Linked DNA regions of Homo sapiens: region 1 is linked to region 2. A link is an interaction called in ENCODE POLR2A ChIA-PET data of the cell type or tissue named here. Cell type or tissue: A673. All regions are shown on one strand. Each heading gives the region's core, and the rest is flanking DNA. Links, peaks and the distances in the headings are about the cores only.

What was found. Peaks named below come from ENCODE experiments on the same cell type or tissue, not always from the same donor. Only the 100,000 strongest peaks of a DNase experiment are listed, where the experiment ranks them.
Region 1: POLR2A ChIA-PET joins it to region 2 with 6 read pairs; 1 of 35 experiments calls an interaction of 5 or more read pairs at or near these places.

Annotation. Positions count from the first base shown.
Region 1 is chr20:44,226,536-44,236,549 of GRCh38, reverse strand. No RefSeq gene overlaps it. Among named protein-coding and RNA genes, the nearest start is that of GDAP1L1, 16 kb to the left of the region's middle. RefSeq lists an enhancer at 4,122-4,751. In A673, for the core only: no CTCF peak of the experiment used is centred there; a DNase peak (open chromatin) is centred at 4,629.
Region 2 is chr20:43,440,699-43,450,712 of GRCh38, reverse strand. No RefSeq gene overlaps it. Among named protein-coding and RNA genes, the nearest start is that of SRSF6, 12 kb to the left of the region's middle. RefSeq lists silencers at 5,398-5,600, 6,331-6,522. In A673, for the core only: a CTCF peak has its summit at 5,465 (motif pointing right); a DNase peak (open chromatin) is centred at 5,462.

The DNA.
Region 1 (10,014 bases), core at 2,228-7,227, 790 kb before region 2:
AGGGTAAGAAGAGATCATGAGTGGGCTTTTTTGTTGTTGTTTATTTTTCTTTCTTTTTTTTTTTTTGAATGGAGTCTTATTCTGTCACCCAGCCTGGAGTACAGTGGCACAATCTCGGCTCACTGCAACCTCCACCTCCTGGGTTCAAGCAATTCTCCTGCCTCAGTCTCCCAAGTAGCTGGGATTACAAGCACGTGTCACCACACCTGGCTAATTTTTGTATTTTTAGTAGAGACAGAGTTTCACCATGTTGGCCAGGCTGGTCTTGAACTCCTGACCTCAAATGACCCACCCTCCTTGGCCTCCCAAAGTGCTGGGATTACAGGCATGAGCCACTGCACCTGGCCTGTTGTTTATTTTTCTTAATTGGAGTTTCTGATTTTCCTTCTGTTATGGACTTAATTGTGCATCCGAAAATTGATATGATGAAGTAATCCCTAATGTGGTTATATATGAAAATAGGGCCTTTGAGGACACAATAAAGGTTAGATTAGGTCATAAGGGCAAAGCCCTAATTCAACAAGACTCTTGTTCTTCTAAGAGGAAGAGACACAGGAGTGCTCACAGAAGAAAGGCCCTGTGAGGACACAGTGAGACGGTTGCCGTCTGCAAGTCAGCAAGGGAGGCCTCAACAGAAACCAACCCTGCTGGCACCTTGATCTTGGACTTGCAGCTTCCACAACTATGAGAAAATGAGTTTCTGATTTTTTTTTTTTTTTGGTCTACTTCTTTCATTTAGTTTCTGATGTGTAAGCCACCTGGGGTGTGATATTTTGTTATGGCAGCCCAAGCTGACTAATATACCTATTGTAGACATGCATTATTCCATATATTTTTTTAATTTTTTAAATCAAAGTTGTTTAGGAAAAAAAAAAAGATATTGCTTGATTTCCCCGTGACCACTGAGGGCAAGCCAATCCTGGTCCTCACACTGCAGGAAAAGGGAAGGGAATTCACATCGTCTGAGTGTCCTTCTGAGCTAGACCTGTTACCAAAATCTCATGGAAAGGGCATTAATGTCCACATTTGACAGATGGAAACAGCAACTCAGAAAACAGTAAATGCTGACCAGGGCTGTGGCTCACACCTGTAATCCCAGCACTTTGGGAGGCCGAGGCGGGCGAATCACCGGAGGTCAGGAGGTCGAGGCCAGCCTGACCAACATGGTGAAACCCCGTCTCTACTAAAAATACAAAAATTAGCTGGGCATGGTTGTGGGTGCCTGTAATCCCAGCTACTTGGGAGGCTGAGGCAGAAGAATTGCTTGAACCTGGGAGGCAGAGGTTGCAGTGAGCTGAGATTGTGCCATCGCACTCCAGCCTGGGTGACAAGAGAGAAACTGCATCTCAAAAAAAAGAAAGAGCGAGAGATAGAGAGAGAGAGAGAAAAGTGAGCAAGAAAGAAAGAGAGAGAGAAAAGTGAGCAAGAAAAAAAGAGAGAGAGAAAGAAAGAAAACAAGAAATGCCTGGCCCCAAATCCCCAGCTAGGAAGCAAGCATAGCTGGCGTTGGGACCCAGGTCTATCTGACCCCCAAATCCAGTTGAGCTTGTCCCATCTCTTACCTCTGCCTCCATGTAGCGGATGCTGAAATGGCCACAGATATGGGTAGGGTCGGGGTGGGGAACATCTTTCAGCCCGTAAGGAGTACCCAGAAGATTTTGCTTCCAAATTCTGGGCAAGAATGGCTTTCCTGAGAGCAAGAAGTCACTTGAATTTTGCTGTGAAAAATCTTAACAGCTAACGCGTAACTTCTACATCTATTGCATCAGGGTTCACTGACTCGAGAAGCTGTAGGCATATGGGAGAAGTGTCATGAATGTGAGGCAAGCCAGGCATAAAGCAATGCTGTGTGGTGGAGACTGTGGCAAACTGGGGAGCACAAGTTCCGCTCAACAGGACAGCCGCTCCTCGTCCAGCCACTGGAATGCAAACCCAGGTGCCAGCGATTCTGGGTTTTCACGAACCTGGAAATCCAGAGGTTTGTGTGAATTTGCTCATTTAAAAATGTATTAATAAATTCGACTGGGTGCAGTGGCTCCCGCCTGTAATCCCAGCACTTTGGGAGACCAAGGCAGGTGGATCACCTGAGGTCAGGAGTTCGAGACAAGCCTGGCCAATATGACGAAGCCCCATCTCTTAATACAAAATTAGCTGGGCATGGTGCTGTGCGGCTGTAATCCCAGCTACTTGGGAGGCTGAGGCAGGAGAATCGCTTTAACCTGGGAGGCAGAGGTTGCAGTGAGCCAAGATGGCGCCACTGCACTCCAGCCTGGGCAACAGAGCAAGACTCCATCTCATAAAAAATAAAAATAAAAATTTATTGATAAATTTATATAAAAAAGAACACTGGGGCAGGCATAACAGAACATATCTACAGGGTGGATCCAAGCCCACACCTTGTCTGTTTGCAACCTCTGCATTAGAGCATTTAATTTTTGCCACACTCCCAGAGGCAGTATGTTTGGTAACATAGCACTCATTACTTTAACAGATACAAGTCACAGTAGCTAAACACATGGACGTTTATTTTTCACTCATATAAAGTCCAGTTGGCAGCGGTGTGGGGAGGAACAAAGAGTTCTATCAACTTTCCCTTGGGGCTTTGAAGCTACCCCAGGCATTGATATCCAATGGGCAGATGGGCAGAGAGAGTGGCGGATCATGGGGGTTTTATGGGCAGCAGCATTCCTCACTTCTGCCCACATTCATTGGCCACAACTCAGTCATGTGGTCGCCCCACCTCAATGCAAAGTGGAGCTGGGAAATGCAGTCCCTGGTGAGTGGCAGCCTCTTTCCAACACCTACTGCGTCCTATGGACTGAGAACACAGGTCTCTGGGGGCAGAGATCCATCTCTGCCTCACGCAGTTATTATCATCATCTCTATTTTACAGATGAAGACATGAATCTCAGAGAGGGTAAGTGACCTGTGAGAAGTCACACAGCCAGGAGCCCTGTCTTACTGACTCCAATCCAGGGATCTTTCCTCCATCTGTGTTTCTCAACCTTGCATCTCATGAGAATCACCTATGGCACTTGTTAAACATACAGGTTCCTGGTCCTCACCCCAGACTTTGAATCTGAATGTTCAGCGGAAGAATGTGGTAATCCTAGATGGTTCTTATATTAGGCTCTACACTGGTGGCTGAACCTTAGCACCATCTGGGTAGCTTTGTGAAACAAGAATCTCTTGGCCCTGACACCTAGCAATTCTGATTCAGTTGGTCTGGGGCAGGAGCCCTGACATGGACATTTTATAAAGCTCCCAGGTGATCCTGAAAACCACTGCTTCTGCTCCAAACCAAACTGGGCTGGTCATCAGTCTCACCCAGTAGAGATTTCAAGCTGAAGCAGTGAAAGAGAAGGTGGCGGGGAGTGGAGGGGTGTCAATCACTGATTTTTTACCCTGTGTGCACATTAGAACTAACTAAGGCCTTTTATAAAGTAGCAATGCCAGGAATCCAGCCCTAGAGATTCTGATTTAATTGGTTTATGGTATGGCCTGGGAATCCACATTTATTTATTTATTTATTTATTTATTATTTATTTTTAAGATGGAGTCTCACTCTGTTGCCAAGACTGGAGTGCAGTGGCATGATCTTAGCTCACTGCAACCTCTGCCTCTCGGGTTTAAGTGATTCTCCTGCCTCAGCCTTCCCGAGTAGCTGGGCTTATGCCTGCCACAACAACCAGTTAATTTTTGTATTTTTAGTAGAGACAGGGTTTCACCATGTTAGCCAGGTTGGTCTCAAACTCCTGACCTCAAGTGATCCACCCGCCTTGGCTTCCCAAAGTGTTGGGACTACAGGCGAGAGCCTGTAATAAAATAAATAAATAATAAATATAAATATAAATATAAATAAAATATAAATAAAAAATATATATAAATAAAAATAAATAGGTGCACAGCCTATTTATTTATAAAATAAATTTATAAAAATAAATTTATTTAAAAAATATAAATATAAAAAATATATAAATATAAATAAATAATTAGGCGCCCAGCCTATTTACTTATTTTTGAGACAGAGTCTTGCTGTGTCGCCAGGCTGGAGTGCAGTGGCATGATCTTGGTTCTCTGCAACCTCTGCCTCCTGGGTTCAAGCGATTCTCCTCTCTCAGGCTCCCATGTAGATGGGACTACAGGCACCCACCACCACGCCCAGCTAATTTTTGTATTTTTAGTAGAGATAGGGTTTCACCGTGTTGGCCAGGCTAGTCTTGAACTCCTGACCTCAGGTCATTTGCCCGCCTCAGCCTCCCAAAGTGCTGGGATTATAGGCATGACCCACCGTGCCCAGCCGCTTTCCCTATTTTTAAAGCTCTCATAGAGGACTGTGATCCTCCCCTCTGCCCCAGGGTCTTGCTACTCAAAGCATAGTCTAAAGCATCAGCACAGCACTGGGAGCTTGTAAGAAATGCAGAGTCTCAGGCCCTACCCTAAGCCCACAGTTTAGCAGACTTCCAGGAGATTGGCATGCACTTTAATTGTGAGAAGCTCTGCTGTAAGGCACACAGGCTCCTTTTGGGAGGACAGCCGATTAGGTCCTCCAATCAGGGCTGGCCCATCTTCTCGTCCTTCCCCACCCAGCTCTTGAAGCTGCGAAAGTTTTTTCAGTGTCATCAGCATAGCTGGCCCCCAAGTGTCTGGCCCTTGCTGCCCCCTGCTGTGGCCATCTGCTCATGAATACCCTGTCAGAAGGTCTGGGCATGTGCAGTTTGGTGAATCAGCAGGGGTTTGCAGGCCCTTCCTGCCAGGGAAGGGCATCACAGACCCTCGGCATCCACTCAAGGAGCAGACTATGGGATTGCATGCTTCACCCAAGGAAGATCTAAAGGTCTTTAGATCTGCAGGTTGGAGAAAATGACAGACTTGTTCTGTGAGGTTCTGGGACCAATCAGAGGAAGTTATAGGGAGCGCTGTTGCAGTTCAATATAAGGAAAAGGTTCAAACAAGCAGGAAGGGGCTGAGGCAGAGGGCAGTGAACATCCTGTTTCTGAAAAGAACATGCAGGGGTTGAATGACCTTCTTTCAGGGAGAACCTGTGGGTTGGGTGTGAGCTTGGAGGGGGCCTCCACTCAGGGCTGGAACATGCAGCCTCCCCAAAGGCAGGGAGGCCGGGTCATGGCGCGAGAAGAGCATGGGGAGCGAGATGATTCAGGATTCCTCTGTGTCTCTCCCTGCCAACGTTGATTCATCAAACCGCGCCTATGCCCAGACCTCCTGACAGTTTCCATAATGAGAGAGCTGTGGCCAAGGTCATGGGGCATGAAGGCAGTTTGGTTAAACACAAACTGTCTGAGTGTGAAATAACTTCCATGTTGGTCTCTGCTAGTTTGTAAGCTCAGTAAGGTCAGTGGCGGCTACCTGTTGAGTCTGCAGCACCTGGCAGAGGGTCCGGCAGATAATATTCATAGCATCTGCCCAATAAATATTTGTTGACTTCAATATAATTGGTTGAAAATATTAGTCCCTTGTTTGTTTTTATTTTGAGACAGTCTCATTCTGTTGCCCGGGCTGGAGTGCAGCGGCGTGATCTCAGTTGACTGCAACCTCTGCCTCCTGGGTTCAAGTGATTCTCCCGCCTCAACCTCCCAAGTAGCTGGGACTACAGGTGCATGCCACCATACCTGACTTTTTGTATTTTTAGTAGAGACAGGGTTTCACCATGTTGGCCAGGCTGGTCTCGAACTCCTGACCTCAAGTGATCTGCCTGCCTCAGCCTCCCAAAGTGCTGGGATTACAGGCGTGAGCCACCACTCCCGGCCCCTTGTGTTTTTTTTTTTTTTTTTTGAGACAGAGTTTCTCTCTTGTCACCCAGGCTGGAGTGCAATGCCGGGATCTCGGCTCACTGTAACCTTTGCCTCCTAGGTTCAAGCAACTCTCCTGCCATAGCCTCCCCAGTAGCTGGGATTACAGGCGTCCGCCACACCTGCCACATTTTTATATTTTTAATAGAGACAGGGTTTCACCGTGTTGGCCAGGCTGGTCTCGAACTCCTGACTTCAGGTGATCCGCCCACCTCAGCCTCCCGAAGTGCTGGGATTACAGGCATGAGCCACTGCACCCGGCCCCTTGCGTGTTTCTTATTGATAATTTTTATCACTGTAGGATAATTTGACATCCTTTCGTGCCCTTTTGAGCACTTTTGTCAGCTGTTCAAATTTTATGGTTTTTTTTTCCTTGATTTCTCTTTATGCTCTAATTCTTCTTCACCCAACTTATATGTGCACTGCACTCGTTGTAACAGCAACACAACTAGAATATCCTAAAGGGCCCACAAAAGACGGTTTGTTAAATTAAGCTCAGTATATTAGTAAGGGACAACAGCAAATTGCAAAATAGCCTGTGTGGTCAGATCTCATTAAAGGTATTTTTGATATGTATGCAAAGAAAATACTTAAAACACTGGTTCTTGTTTCAATGAGTCAAGAACCTCTCTGTGAATTGAATGAGAGGTAGAAACTTGAACCCAAACACACAACTTTAGTGAATTCAGGGGCTCCCTTCCCCAAAAGCAGGCTACTAATCCGGGTTAAGAATCACATATTGACCAAGTGTTGTGACTCACGCCTGTAATTCCAGCACCTTGGGAGGCCGAGGCCGGCAGATCACTTGAGGTCAGGAGTTCGAGACCAACCTGGCCAACATGGTGACACTCCATTTCTACTAAAAATACAAAAAATTAGCCGGATATGGTCGGGGGCTCCTGTAATCCCAGCTACCCAGGAGGCTGAGGCAGGAGAATTGCTTGAACAGGAGAGGCGGCGGTTGTAGTGAGCCCAGATTTCACCACAGCACTCCAGCCTAGGTGACAGAGTGAGACTACATTTCAATAAAACAAAAGGAAAAGAACCACGTATCTAGAAGGCTTCCACCAGGATGCCACGGCCTTTGGGTGGGTGGAATCATGGGTGTTCTTTAGGAGCTACTTTTTGCTTGGCTGTATTTCTTTTTTTTCCTTCCTATTCTGAGCATTGGTTACTTTTGAATAAGAGACAGGAGCTGGACTTACTCTAAACTCTACTTTAAATCTCTAGTTCATTTTAGCCAGCTTTCTCTAATTGGCAGTGTTTTTGAGGAAACTTCAGATTGAAAAAGGGTGAATGCTTCCAATAACCAGTTAATGAGGAAGCTGAGGCCCAAGAGGTCCAGTGATTTATCTGCCCAGGATGGGCAGCAGGGCAGGCTGAGAACTCAGGCCCATCTCCTTATGTCCTCTCCTCCCCTCCCGATTACTGCCATCTCTCCACGTCAGCAATGCTCAGGTGTCTCCGGCATTCATGGCCTCACAGCTTGGACACTCCATGCCCCTGACATGACTGGTGTGGATTCTAGAGAGTGGAGACGTTAGACCACGCAACCTCCACATACACCTTTGCTTTACTGGAAAACCACACTGGGCTGCAGATCAAACACACAGAACTGCTGGCAGAAGTCCTGTGCCCGGCACCAGGGCCAGGAGCTGTCTGCCCACTCTGAACGTCGGCTATTGGAGGAGCCCACTCCACACGATTCACAAGGGCTGCAGGCAAGTCTACGCTACTTCTACCACGTGGGAAATTTTCTTGGGAATATCCAAGTGATACCAACAAGTTCCCCGTGGACACTTCGTCCAGGCTGACTCTGGCTGACTCTGCACCAAGTGGAAGGAGTGCGGTACTGCTCCAGGAGTCCTTGCCATGCCGGGTGGGGGGGTGGGGGGTGGGAGTGGGTGAGACTGGGCTCCACTCCATTTCCACTCTGACGGGACATAGTGGAGATGAGGAGGGAATGTGAGCCCCACCAGAGCCTATGCCAGCAGCTCCAGCTCCAGCTCCGCAGCAGCACCAGGGGGCTTGGCTCAGCTCTGACAGCCCTGGAATTTCACTGGGCAAATAGATCTCAGGTTTCAAAGCTGGGAAATGAACGTGGGCATGAAATGTGCCCCTGGGCAGATGAGTCCATGGTGTATGTGCTGGGTTTCCCAGGGTCAGCCGCAAGGTACATTTTGTTTTGGAGGTCTGCTCAGTGGTAACGAGTCTCTCTGGGCCAAGGTGATTCTTGGAGATGGCCCCTGGGCCTGGGTGTCAACCAGGTGAAAATGGTTTGGAAGAGCAATAGAGGAATTCTGATGGCCAGAGGATGGGAGACTGGAACCTGAAGCACGGATGGATTCTCAAGGCCCGCACTGAGGACTTCCTTCTATACCTCATCAAGGAAAAACACACAGGCACGTACACAATTAAGTCTTAGGAACACACTGCAACATCAGTCAACAGTTAATGGTCCAAGAGGTAGAGACCTTTAAAAAAACCCCTTGATGGCGCCGAGTGCAGTGACTCACTCCTGTAATCCCAGCACTTTGGGAGGCTGAGGTGGGTGGATCACGAGGTCAGGAGTTCGAGACCAGCCTGGCCAACATGGTGAAACCCCATCTCTACTAAAAATACAAAAATTAGCCGGTCGTGGTGGTGGGTGCCTGTAGTCCCAGTTACTCAGAAGGCTGAGGCAGGAGAGTTGCTTGAACCCGGGAGGTAGATGTTGCAGTGAACCGAGATTGCGCCATTGCACCCCAGCATGAGCAACAGAGGGATACTCCGTCTCAAAAATAAATAAATAAATAAAAAATCCTTAATGGCCTTTCAAAAGAATTATAGAAATCATACATGTTCATTATATCAAATTCAAGTAATATATAAAGGAAGAAATAAAGATATCTCTATTATCCTGAAAAGGTATAGAATAAATTATCATTTTGCAAACTACCAGATTGGCAAGATTGGAAAGAATGACACTGTCCCCCACTGGCAATCTTGGTGGAGGCCAGGGTTTCTCATCCTTGGAACTATTGACATAACTCTTTGTTGTGGGGGACTCTCCTGTTTATTGTAAGGTGTCAAGCAGCATCCCTGCCTTCTGTCCACTAGATATCAGTAGCATCTCCGTCACCATCCCCCAAGTTGTGACAGCCAAAAATATCTCCAGGCATTGCCAAATGTCCCCTCAGGGGCAGAACCTCAGAGGAAGAAGCATCTCTGGCTGAGAACTACCGTAGGCCAATGGGTGCCCCAAACACCACTGGTGGGAGTGGAATCCAGGAATTCTGCCTGTTCATCAAATATTACAATCTGTGTTACCAGCAACTTCACTTCAAAATACATTTACAAGAGGACAAACTTGTTTGACAAGCATTTTAATGCAGCACCATTGGTAATATTTTAAACATTGGTAATAACCAGGCCAGGTGTGGTGGCTCACACCTGTAATCCCAGCACTTTGGGAGGCTGAAACAGGTGGATCACCTGAAGTCAGGGGTTTGAGACCAGCCTGGCCAACATGTTGAAAACCCATCTCTACTAAAAATACAAAAATTAGCCAGGTATGGTGGCGCATGCCTGTAATCCCAGCTACTCGGGAGGCTGAGGCAGGAGAATCACTTGAACCCAGGAGGCGGAAGTTGCAGTGAGTCGAGATCGCACCACTGCACTCCAGCCTGGGAGACAGTGAGACTCTGTCTCTAAATAAATAAATAAATAAATAAAATAATAAAAATTGGTAATAACCCAAATTAAATAATACATTAAATATACATACCTGTAAAATGCCCAGACATTGAAAAGAGACATTGAAAAGAGTTTCTGTGTCTGTCTTTTTTTTTTTTTTTTCTAAGACGGAATTTCACTCTTGTTGCCCAGGCTGGAATGCAATGGTGAGATCTTGGCTCACTGCAACCTCCGCCTCCCGGATTCAAGTGATTCTCCTGCCTCAGCCTCCTGAGTAGCTGGGATTACAGGCACGTGCCACCATGCCCGGCTAATTTTTGTATTTTTAGTAGAGACGGGATTTCACCATGTTGGCCAGGCTGGTCTCGAACTCCTGACCTCAGGTGATCCACCCGCCTCGGCCTCCCAAAGTGCTGGGATTACAGGTGTGAGCCACCGCGCCTGGCCATGTCTTTCTTTCTAGAATAGAAAAGTAGCTCTGATGTAGCAAGGTCTTAAAATCATGAGGAGGATAAATCAAGATGCAGTA
Region 2 (10,014 bases), core at 3,302-8,301:
GTAAAAATACAAAAATTAGCTGGGTGTAGTGGTGCATGCCTGCAATCCCAGCTACTCAGGAGGCTGAGGGAAGAGAATCACTTGAACTGGGGAGGCACGGGTTGCAGTGCAATGAGCCAAGATCACAGCACTGCACTCCAACCTGGGCGATAGAGTGAGCAAGACTTCATCTCAAAAAAAAAAAAAGAAAAAAGAAAAAAAAAGAAAAAAGAAAAGTCCACATACAGCTAGACACAATAGCACATACCTGTAGTCCCAGCTACCTGGGAGGCTGAGGCAGAAAGGTGCTTGAAACCAGGGTTTCAAGGCTGCAGTGAGCTAATGCACTCCAGCCTGGGTGACAGAGTGAGACCCTATCTCTAAAAACAAAACAAAACAAAAACAAAACTGCAGCACACATAGTAAGTGCTAATTGAGAGCAGCGCCACTCTGGGACATTGTGCAGAGCACGTGAAGCGAGACTCTCCATTCAGCAGATATTAGTGTGCTGATGGGTTCACCAGGATGTGCTGGTGGGATGGAATCTTCCACCTTCTGGTTAGTGCTGCCCAGACACACCACCTTCAGAGGGGAGCAAGGATGTCCTCACCAGATCCCACATTTCCTCCGCCAAGACTTATCCAAACAGAAAATTCCAGTGTGGCTCTGGAGCCACTGGAACTCTCAGATTGTTGTTGGCAGTGTAAATTGGCACAATCACTTTGGAAAGCTGCATGGTGGTGTCCATTAAAGCTGAAAGCTGGTAGTGGCTGTCACCGTAACCTAGGGAGGGGAGGGCTAGGAAGGGGTATGAGGGGCTGCTGGAATTCTGATCACATTTTGTTTCTTGAGCTGGGTACGGGGGTGCTCTGTTTATGAAGAGGCGCTGAGCTGTGTGCTGATGATTTGTGCATGCTACTGTATGCATGTTGTACTTCACCGGAAAATTAAAACAAAAAAGATGATAAATCTCTAAAGAAAATTACAATTACACACTTCACCTAGAGCCCTCTGGGTCATGCTGGTAACTAAAGCTCTACTGATAACTTTATTTATTTGTTTTTTCTGAGATGGAGTCTCGCTGTGCCACCAGGCTGGAGTGCAGTGACACGATCTCAGCTCACTGCAACCTCCACCTCCTGGGTTCAAGCAATTCTCCTGTTTCACTGCAACCTCCACTTCCTGGGTTCAAGTGATGCTCCTGTCTCACTGCAACCTCTGCCTCCTGGGTTCAAGCAATTCTCCTGTCTCAGCCTCCTGAGTAGCTAGGATTACAGGCGTGTGCCATCACTCCTGGCTAATTTTTGTATTTTTAGTAGAGTTGGGGTTTTACCATGTTGGCCAGGCTGGTCTCAAACTTCTGACCTTGTGATTTGCCCACCTCGGCCTCCCGAAGTGCTGGGATTACACCACGCTCGGTTGAGAACTTGATTTACAGTCTTTGTCCAGAAATGTTAATTAATCTGAATCAATTAGTTGTTTATGGTTTGGTTGAGGGGGCAGGGGGCTTGTTTTCCAATGGGTTTTCTGTTGGCTAGGACATGATCCATGGTGCTGAAGGTGTGGCTTTGTTGCCACCTGGTGGCTATCAGTGTGATTACGGTGGCAGAAAAATTAACAGCGGCTCATTCCTGCCTGAAAGAAGCTCACAGCTATTGATAGAAGGTTCTTGAAGGTCCCCGAATCCAAGTCTTCTAATTGTCAAGCCTCTTATTCACCTAGAAGTTTTCTGGCCCTCACTTGGCTACACCCCTGTTGGAGAGTTCACTGTTTAACTGGGGGTCCAAGTCCATTGTTGGACATCTTTCACTGTGTGTTATTAATTCTTTATATAAACAATTGCCTTCCTTGAATTGTCTACCCACTGGTCCTGGCTGTGCCCGAGGCTGTGCAAATACATCTGTTTCCCACAAATGGGTCTTTCAGATGTTGGGGTCAGCACTCAGATGCTCTATTCATGTCCTCTCTTCTGGCTAAATGCCCATAGTCTCCCTGATATGGTTAGGCTCTGTGTCTCCACCCAAATCTCATCTCAAATTGTAATCCCCCCGTGGAGGGAGGCACCTGGTGGGAGACAATTGGGTCACGGGGGTGGTTTCCCCCATGCTGTTCTCGTGATAGTGAGGGAGTTCTCATGAGATCTAATGGTTTATAAGTGGCAGTTTCTCTTTTGTGCTCTCTCTCTCTCTCTATCTCTCTCTATCTCTATCTATCTCTCTCTCTCGATCTCTCTCTCCCTCCCTCCCTCTCTCCCTCCCTCCCTCTCTCCCTCCCTCCCTCCCTCTCTCCCTCCCTCCCTCTCTCCCTCCCTCCCTCCCTCTCTCCCTCCCTCCCTCTCTCCCTCTCCCTTCCTCTCTCTCCCTCTCTCCCTTCCTTCCTCTCTCCCTCTCTCTCCCTCCCTGTCTCTCCCTCTCCCTCTCCCTCTCCCTGCTTTCTCCCCTCTCTCTCTCTTCTCTCTCTCTCCTGCTGCCAGGTAAGACGTGCCTGCTTCCCCTTCACCTTCTGCCATGATTGTAAGTTTCCTGAGGCCTCCCCTGCCATGCAGAACCACGAGTCAATTAAAACTCTTTTCTTTATGAATTACTCAGTCTCAGTATTATCTTTATAGCAGTGTGAGAATGGACTAACACATCCCCAGATATCCCTCCTGTGATCTGGTTTCAAGTCTGTTCATCCTTCTGGCTGCTCACTGCTGACGTGCTCAGTTTCATGTGTGGCCCTCAGAGCTGACCTTGGCCTTCCTGGACTTGTCTGGATATGACTGTTGGTGCCACAGTTTGTTGTTCTCTACGCCAGGTAAGAGCTGCGGCCTTTGGTGGTGGCTGGAGCCCAATTCCTCACTCAGTCCTACTTCTCCTGCTGCTTGGAGCCAGATTGGAATCAAGAAGCTCCTGGAAAAAGCTGGGAAGGGTGATGAGTGCCCATAGTCCCAGCTGCTTGGGAGGCTGGAGCAGGAGGCTTACTTGAGTCTAGGAGTTTGAATCCAAACTGGACAACATAGCAAGACCCCATCTCTTTTTGTTTTTTGTTTTTTTGAGACAGAGTCTCACTCTGTCGCCCAGGCTGGAGTGCAGCGGTTGGATCTCGGCTCACTGCAACCTCCGTCTCCTGGGTTCAAGTGATTCTCCTGCCTCAGCCTCCTGAGTAGCTGGGACTACAGGTATGCGCCATCATGCCCAACTAATTTTTGTATTTTTAGTAGAGACAGGGATTTCACCATGTTGGCCAGGCTGGTCTTGAACTCCTGACCTCAAGTGATGTGCCCACCTTGGCCTCCAAAAGTGCTGGGATTACAGGTGTGAGCCATTGTACCTAGACAAGACCCCATCTCTTAAAAAAAAAAAAAAAAAAAGAAGCTTTTGAAATTGTCCATTGTGGCAAATGTGGAAGCAGGCCAGTCAGCAGAATGGAAATCCAGTAGGTACTGGTGGGTAGACTCAGGATCATTGCCCGGGTTTCCGGGGCAGTGGTGAAATAGAAATGCTGATGAGAATGCCAGGTGTGGTGGCTCACACCTGTATTCCCAGCACTTTTGGGAGGCTGAGGTGGGCGGATCACCTGAGGTAAGGAGTTCGAGACCAGCCTGGCCAACTTGGTGAAACCCCGTCTCTACTAAAAATACAAAAATTAGCCAGGCATGGTGGCAGGCACCTGTAATCCCAGCTCCTTAGGAGGCTGAGGCAGGAGAATGGCTTGAACCCAAGAGATAGAGGTAGCAGGGAGCTGAGACTGCACCATTGTACTCCAGCCTGGGCACAAGAGTGAAACTCTGTCTCAAAAAAAAAAAAAAAAGTTGATGAGGAAAATCCTAGTTGGCCACATGTCAGGTGAAGAGCATGAGGCCATGGGGAAGATCAGAGACAGTTACAGCCCACAGCATACTTCAGTTAGCAGCATTGTCTTCAAGCCTGTCAGAATCCTGCAGGAAGCAGCACTGAGGTCCCCTCTCAGATCTTTCCTGAAGCTGGTGCATGCAGGTTTCCGGCCTGGCCAGGCTGTGGCTTGCAGACCTTTTACTCATCATTAGTTCCACATGCTGTCATCTGGACAGATATAATGGAAGCATGTTCCTGATTGCCTCGGGGGTGCATGTGCTTTTCACTGCAGCCCTTATTCTGGTAGCAAAAGCTGCCTCACATGGTGGCCCTCTAATGTCACAGGCAGGAAAAGCTGAGCGGGTCTGCCACATGGCAGAGGTACAGAATGTACCTCCTTGGAGAGTGAGGGGAAATGAGTTGTTTTCAGGCACCCCAACTAGCCCGGGCACAGTGCTCATCTCAGGGGACATAACCAGATGAGACAGGCCCAGGTGGGCCATCCAAAAATCGCAGTCCCAAGGCAGTGGTCTCAGGCATTGGCGAGCACCACTGAAACACGGATATGTGGGTCCCATCATCAGCATCAGGCTCCCTGGGTGCATGCAGGGCCTGGGGCCCTGCGTGTTAAAATCCTCCTGCAGAGCCGAGAGGCAGATGCTCAGGGGACCACACTAGGAAAGGTGGAACTGAAGGGACAGCAAGCAGATAAGTGGCTGCCCCAGCTGGCGACTGGAGGAGGGAATTGACTGTCGAGAGGCAGGAAGGAGTGAGGGAAATGTTCCAGATCATGATTATTGCGATGTCTACACAAACGTATATATTTGTCAAAACTCATTGAACTGTCTACTTAAAATAGGTGCACTTTACCATATGTAAATTATGTATCAATAAAGATGATAAAAAACAAAGCTGGCCAGGCGCAGTGGCTCACGCCTGTAATTCCAGCACTTTGGGAAGCCGAGGTGGGTGCATCACCTGAGGTCAGGAGTTTGAGACCAGCTTGGCCAACACAGTGAAACCCCGTCTCTACTAAAAAATACAAAAATTAGCCAGGCATGGTGGCAGGCACCTGTAGTCCCAGCTACTCGGGAGACTGAGGCACGAGAATCGCTTGAACCCGGGAGGTAGAGGTTGCAGCCAGCCACGATCGTGCCACTGCATTCCAGCCTGGGTGACAAGAGCAAAACTCCCTCTCAAAAAAAAAAAAAAAAAAAGCTAAGAAGGTCATCCCATGTTTTTGTCCTCAGAGAGCCTTGGTTAAGCCTCTTTCATCCCACCCTAAGGCCCGGTGCAGTGGCTCATGCCTGTAATCCCAGCACTTTGGGAGGCTGAGGTGGGCGGATCACTTGAGGGTCAGGAGTTTGAGACCAGCCTGGCTAAACATGGTAAAACCCCGTCTCTGCTAAGAATACAAAAGGGCATGGTGGTGCGTGCCTGTAATTCCAACTACTCCAGAGGCTGAGGCAGGAGAATCGCTTGAACCCGGGAGGTGGAGGCTGCAGTGAGCCAAGATCACACCACGGCACTCCAGCCTGGGCAACAGAGGGAGACTCCATTCCCCACCCCCCACCTAAAAAATTCACCCCACCCTAGGCAGATGCCAGAACTTCCTTCACATCTGAACAAAACCGAAAACTGGGACCTCCAGGCCTGTAGGGGACGCTGTCTCCCGCAGTGCCACAGTGTCTCTCAACGGATCATTGAGAGAACCCACTTTGTGCCACAGGCACCCTATGGGGAAGAGGGTTGGGAGTACAGCCGTGTGTCCCTTAAAGACGGGGATATGTTCTGAGAAAAGTTGTATTAGGTGATTTCAACCCTGTGTGAACATCATAGAGTCCACTATACATCCCTAGATGGGATAGCCTCCCACACACTAGGGCTGGTGCAGCCTGCCACCCCTAGGCTACAAACTGCAGCATGCAACTGACCCCATAACATAGACGATGGTAACACAGTGGGAAGTGTCTGTGTATGGATGACGCCAGACTGGCAAGCCCCAGAATTGGGGCTTAGCTTGGGAGAGTTCTTGTCTTTGTCCAGGAAAGAATTCAAGGGTGAGCCGGTGATGTTAGCAACTTTTATTGAAGCAGCGTACGTCAGCCACAGAGGTACTGCCACAGGCAGTGTGACAGAATAGCAGCTCAGGGCCAGGGGCAGTTCTGCACTCATATTGATATTCACTTTTTTTTTTTTTTTTTGAGATCGAGTCTTGCTGTGTCACCCAGGCTGGAGTGCATTGGCGCGATCTCGACTCGTTGCAACTTCTGCCTCCAGGGTTCAAGCGATTCTCCCACCTCAGCTTCTGTAGTAGCTGGGATTACAGGCGCCTGCTACCATACCCGGCTGATTTTTGTATTTTTAGTAGAGACGGGGTTTCACCATATTGGCCAGACTGGTCTCAAACTCCTGATCTCAGGTGATCCTCCTGCCTCAGCCTTTCGAAGTGCTGGGATTACAGGCATGAGCCACTGCAGCCGGTCAAGATCCACTTTTAATTACATGCAAATTAAGGGGTGGATTATGAAGAAATTTCTAGAAAAATAGCAGTAACTTCTGCGTAGACGGGTCATTGCCATGGGAAGGGGTGAGAACGTCCGGGTGTTGCCATGGCAACAGTAAACTGACAGGGCACTGGTGGGTGTGTCTTACAGAGCATCCTTTTACCTCTTTCCTGTTTCAGCTAGTCTTCAATCTGGTCTGGTGTGCAAGCTCCACCTCGAGTCCAGTCCTGCCTCCAACCTCATCTAAACATAGAAAAGTATGTTGAAAATACGGTTATAATCTTATGGGACGATCTTTGTGTGAGTGGCTCCTCCTTGACCCACTGCGTTGTGTGGCTCATTGTAATGACTGTAGCTGGAGTTATACTGCCTGAGTCTAGTTCCCTCATCTGCTAGCTTTATGACCCTGGACAAACTTCATAACTTTCTCGTGCCTCAGTTCCTTGACTGTAAAATGAAGAAAGCAATAGTGCCTATCTCAAAGAGTTGTGCAAAAATTTTAAAAATTTATTTCATTGTAAAACACTTGGAACAGCAGCTAGCATACAGTAGGCATGAAGTGAGCGTTCGCGATTATTATTTAATAAATGCAACTTTCATCCATGCTGTTTTTCCCTCCTAATTTTGCCATGGAGATCATTTTTATGGAGAGCTCTTAGTTCTCCATCTTTTATGACAGGCTGATTCTGGTCCCATTACAGCCATCTTCTTGGATAGAGGATGGCTACATGGGAGGTGGGAGCTGGACCTGGAGCAGAAAGAGCTGGAAGGTTGGAGTGTAGCCTCGGTTTGGGACAGTTTCACTCTGTGATGAAGACCAGGACGCTTTCTTTTTATTTTATTTAGTTATTTGAGATGGGGTTTTGCTCTGTCGCCCAGGCTGGAGTTAAGTGGCATGATCATGGCTCACTACAGCCTCCATCTCCTGGGCTCAAGCGATCCTCCCACCTCAGCCTCCCGAGTAGCTGGGACCATAGGCATGAGCCACGACATCTGGCTAAGTTTTTGATTTTTTTTTTTTTTTTTGAGATGGAGTCTGGCTCTGTTGCCCAGGCTAGAGTGCAGTGGCACGATCTCGGCTCACTACAAGCTCGCCTCCCGGGTTCATGCCATTCTCCTGCCTCAGCCTCCCAAGTAGCTGGGACTACAGGTGCCCGCCACCATGCCTGGCTAACTTTTTGTATTTTTAGTAGAGACGGGGTTTCACCGTGTTAGCCAGGATGGTCTCGATCTCCTGACCTCATGATCCACCCACCTCGGCCTCCCAAGGTGCTGGGATTACAGGCATGAGCCACCGTGCCTGGCTGATTTTTTTTGTAGAGACAGGGTTTTGCCATGTTGCCCAGGCTGCTCTCGAACTCCTGGACTCAAGTAATCCGCCTGCCTTGGCCTCCCAAAGTGCTGGGATTATATACGTGAGCCACCATGCCTGATGCAGGACCTTTTCTTGAGCCCTCTGGCCCTTGCTAATGCCTAGCAGGCTGGGGTTCTGCTTGCTTTACCTCTGTGAGCCCCTCAGCCGACACCTCAGAAAAATGGGGATGAAGCTGGCTCCCGGGGCAGTGTCAGGATCAGGTGAGAGGGCATGAAGAACTCTTGGTGCTTGTCTCTGAATTTTTCCAGAAGCAGCCTCTGAGACAAGATTCTCAGTATTATTTTACAAGTAGTTGATTTGGGAGGTGATCCCAGCAAGCACCAGTAGGAGAAGATGTGAGACAGGGAATGGGAGGAAGTCAGCCAATGTGTTTGTGGGATGAGGACAGCCCAGAGCAACTGGAGCTTCATGCCTCTGTGAACTCTGGGAGACGGGGCAGAACACACCTCGGACAGAGGGGAGAGGATGGCCTCCCAGCCAAGCAGGGAGAAAGCTGGGTGTTCATACGTTAACTGCCCAGCTGCCCTTGGTTGAAGCTTGCTTCCAGGAGTGTTCACTCTGGCATTTCCTGCTTGCTTGATTGGCTGAATCTTCTTCCACAGCCAGAAATTAAGAAGCCCCAGGGCTGGGAGGTAGGAGTTGCGAGCAAGCCTTTGGCTTGTGAAGGTGAGTGCTGGGAGGACAACAGTGCAAATTGTGTATGCTAAAGGCAGTCAGCTCCTGATAAGAACTAGTTAATGTAGTCAGGAGCAGTGGCTCATGGCTGTAATCCCAGCACTTTGGGAGGCCAAGGTGGGCGGATCACCTGAGGTCAGGAGTTTGAGACCAGCCTGACCAACATAGCGAAACCCCATCTCTACTAAAAATACAAAAATTAGCTGGGTGTGGTGGCACATGCCTGTAATTCTAGCTACTTGGGAGGCTGAAGTAGGAGAATCGCTTGAACCTGGGAGGTGGCGTTTGCAGTGAGCCGAGATTGCACCACTGCACTCCAGCCTGGGAGACAGAGTGAGACTCCATCTCAAAAAAAAAAAAAAAAAAAAAAAAAGAACTAGGTAATATAGTTGGGCGTGGTGGCTCAGGGCTGCTAATCCCAGCACTTTGGGAGGCCAAGGCGGGAGAATTGCTTGAGCCCAGGAGTTTGAGACCAGCTTGCGCTATACAGCACAACCTCATCTCTACCAAAAACAAACAAACGAACAAACAAAAAAAAAATAGCTGGGCATGGTGGCGGGCACCTGTAGTCCCAGCTATGTGGGAGTATCGCTTGATCCCAGGAGTTCAAGCCTGCAGTGAGCTAGGATCGTGGTATTGCACTCCGGCCTGGGCAAGAGAGCAAGAACCTGTCTCTTAAAAAAAAAAAAAAAAGTGTAGATTTAAGCATCTTACCTGTCTCACAGGAGTAGAGAAAAAGACCAAGTTTAAGGAGCTTCTCATAAACGGGCCACTTTTGCCATGTGGTGCACTCCAGCCAACTTTCAGCTCCTCCTTCAGATGTGAACCTGCCCTCCCACAAAGACTGAGTAACAGAAGATCATGACACCAGCCTCAGATTTTGGATGAACTCATGAATGCCTGTTCACCACAGTGAAAGGTCTTCTGGTGCCTGTAGGAGAAGGGCACCCGTGCAGGACTGGGGACCTGACCAGGTTCAGGTCTCTCTAAGACAACATGGCAGATGTAGGTGTTTGCGGAGTGGGGACTATGGGGATAGTCCAGTGGCCCACTGCTAATGGAGGTTGTGAGCTCTTTCTTTCTTTTTTTTTTTTTTTTGAGACAGACTCTCGCTTTCTCACCCAGGCTGGAGTGCAGTGGTGTCATCTTGGCTCACTGCAACCTCTGCCTCCCGGGTTCAAGCGATTCTCCTGCCTCAGCCTCCCAAGTAGCTGGAACTACAGGCGCTTGCCCACCAAACCCGGCTAATTTTTTGTATTTTTAGTACAGATGGGATTTCACCGTATTAGCCAGGATGGTCTTGATCTCCTAAAATCATGATCTGCCCACCTTGGCCTCCCAAGGTGCTGGGATTACAGGCGTGAGCTACTGCGCTGGCCGGTTGTGAGCTCTTTCAAGAGTGAATGCTAATGTTTCAAAACATTGGCCATCAACATTTTTTATGTGGCTTGGAGCCGTGGTGGGCTTTGGAATTATCCAACTTTGTACCTTTCCAGCAATGGGACAAGCCATCTCCTGCCTCTGAGCCTCATTTCTCATCTGTAGCATGGACATCGTAGTAGGACACCTTCCAGAGTCGAGTTGAGAAGTAAGTGTGGTGGTGCATCGTCAGTGCCTGGCACGGTGTGGACCAGGAGTTGGCAAACTTTTCCTGTAAAGGGCC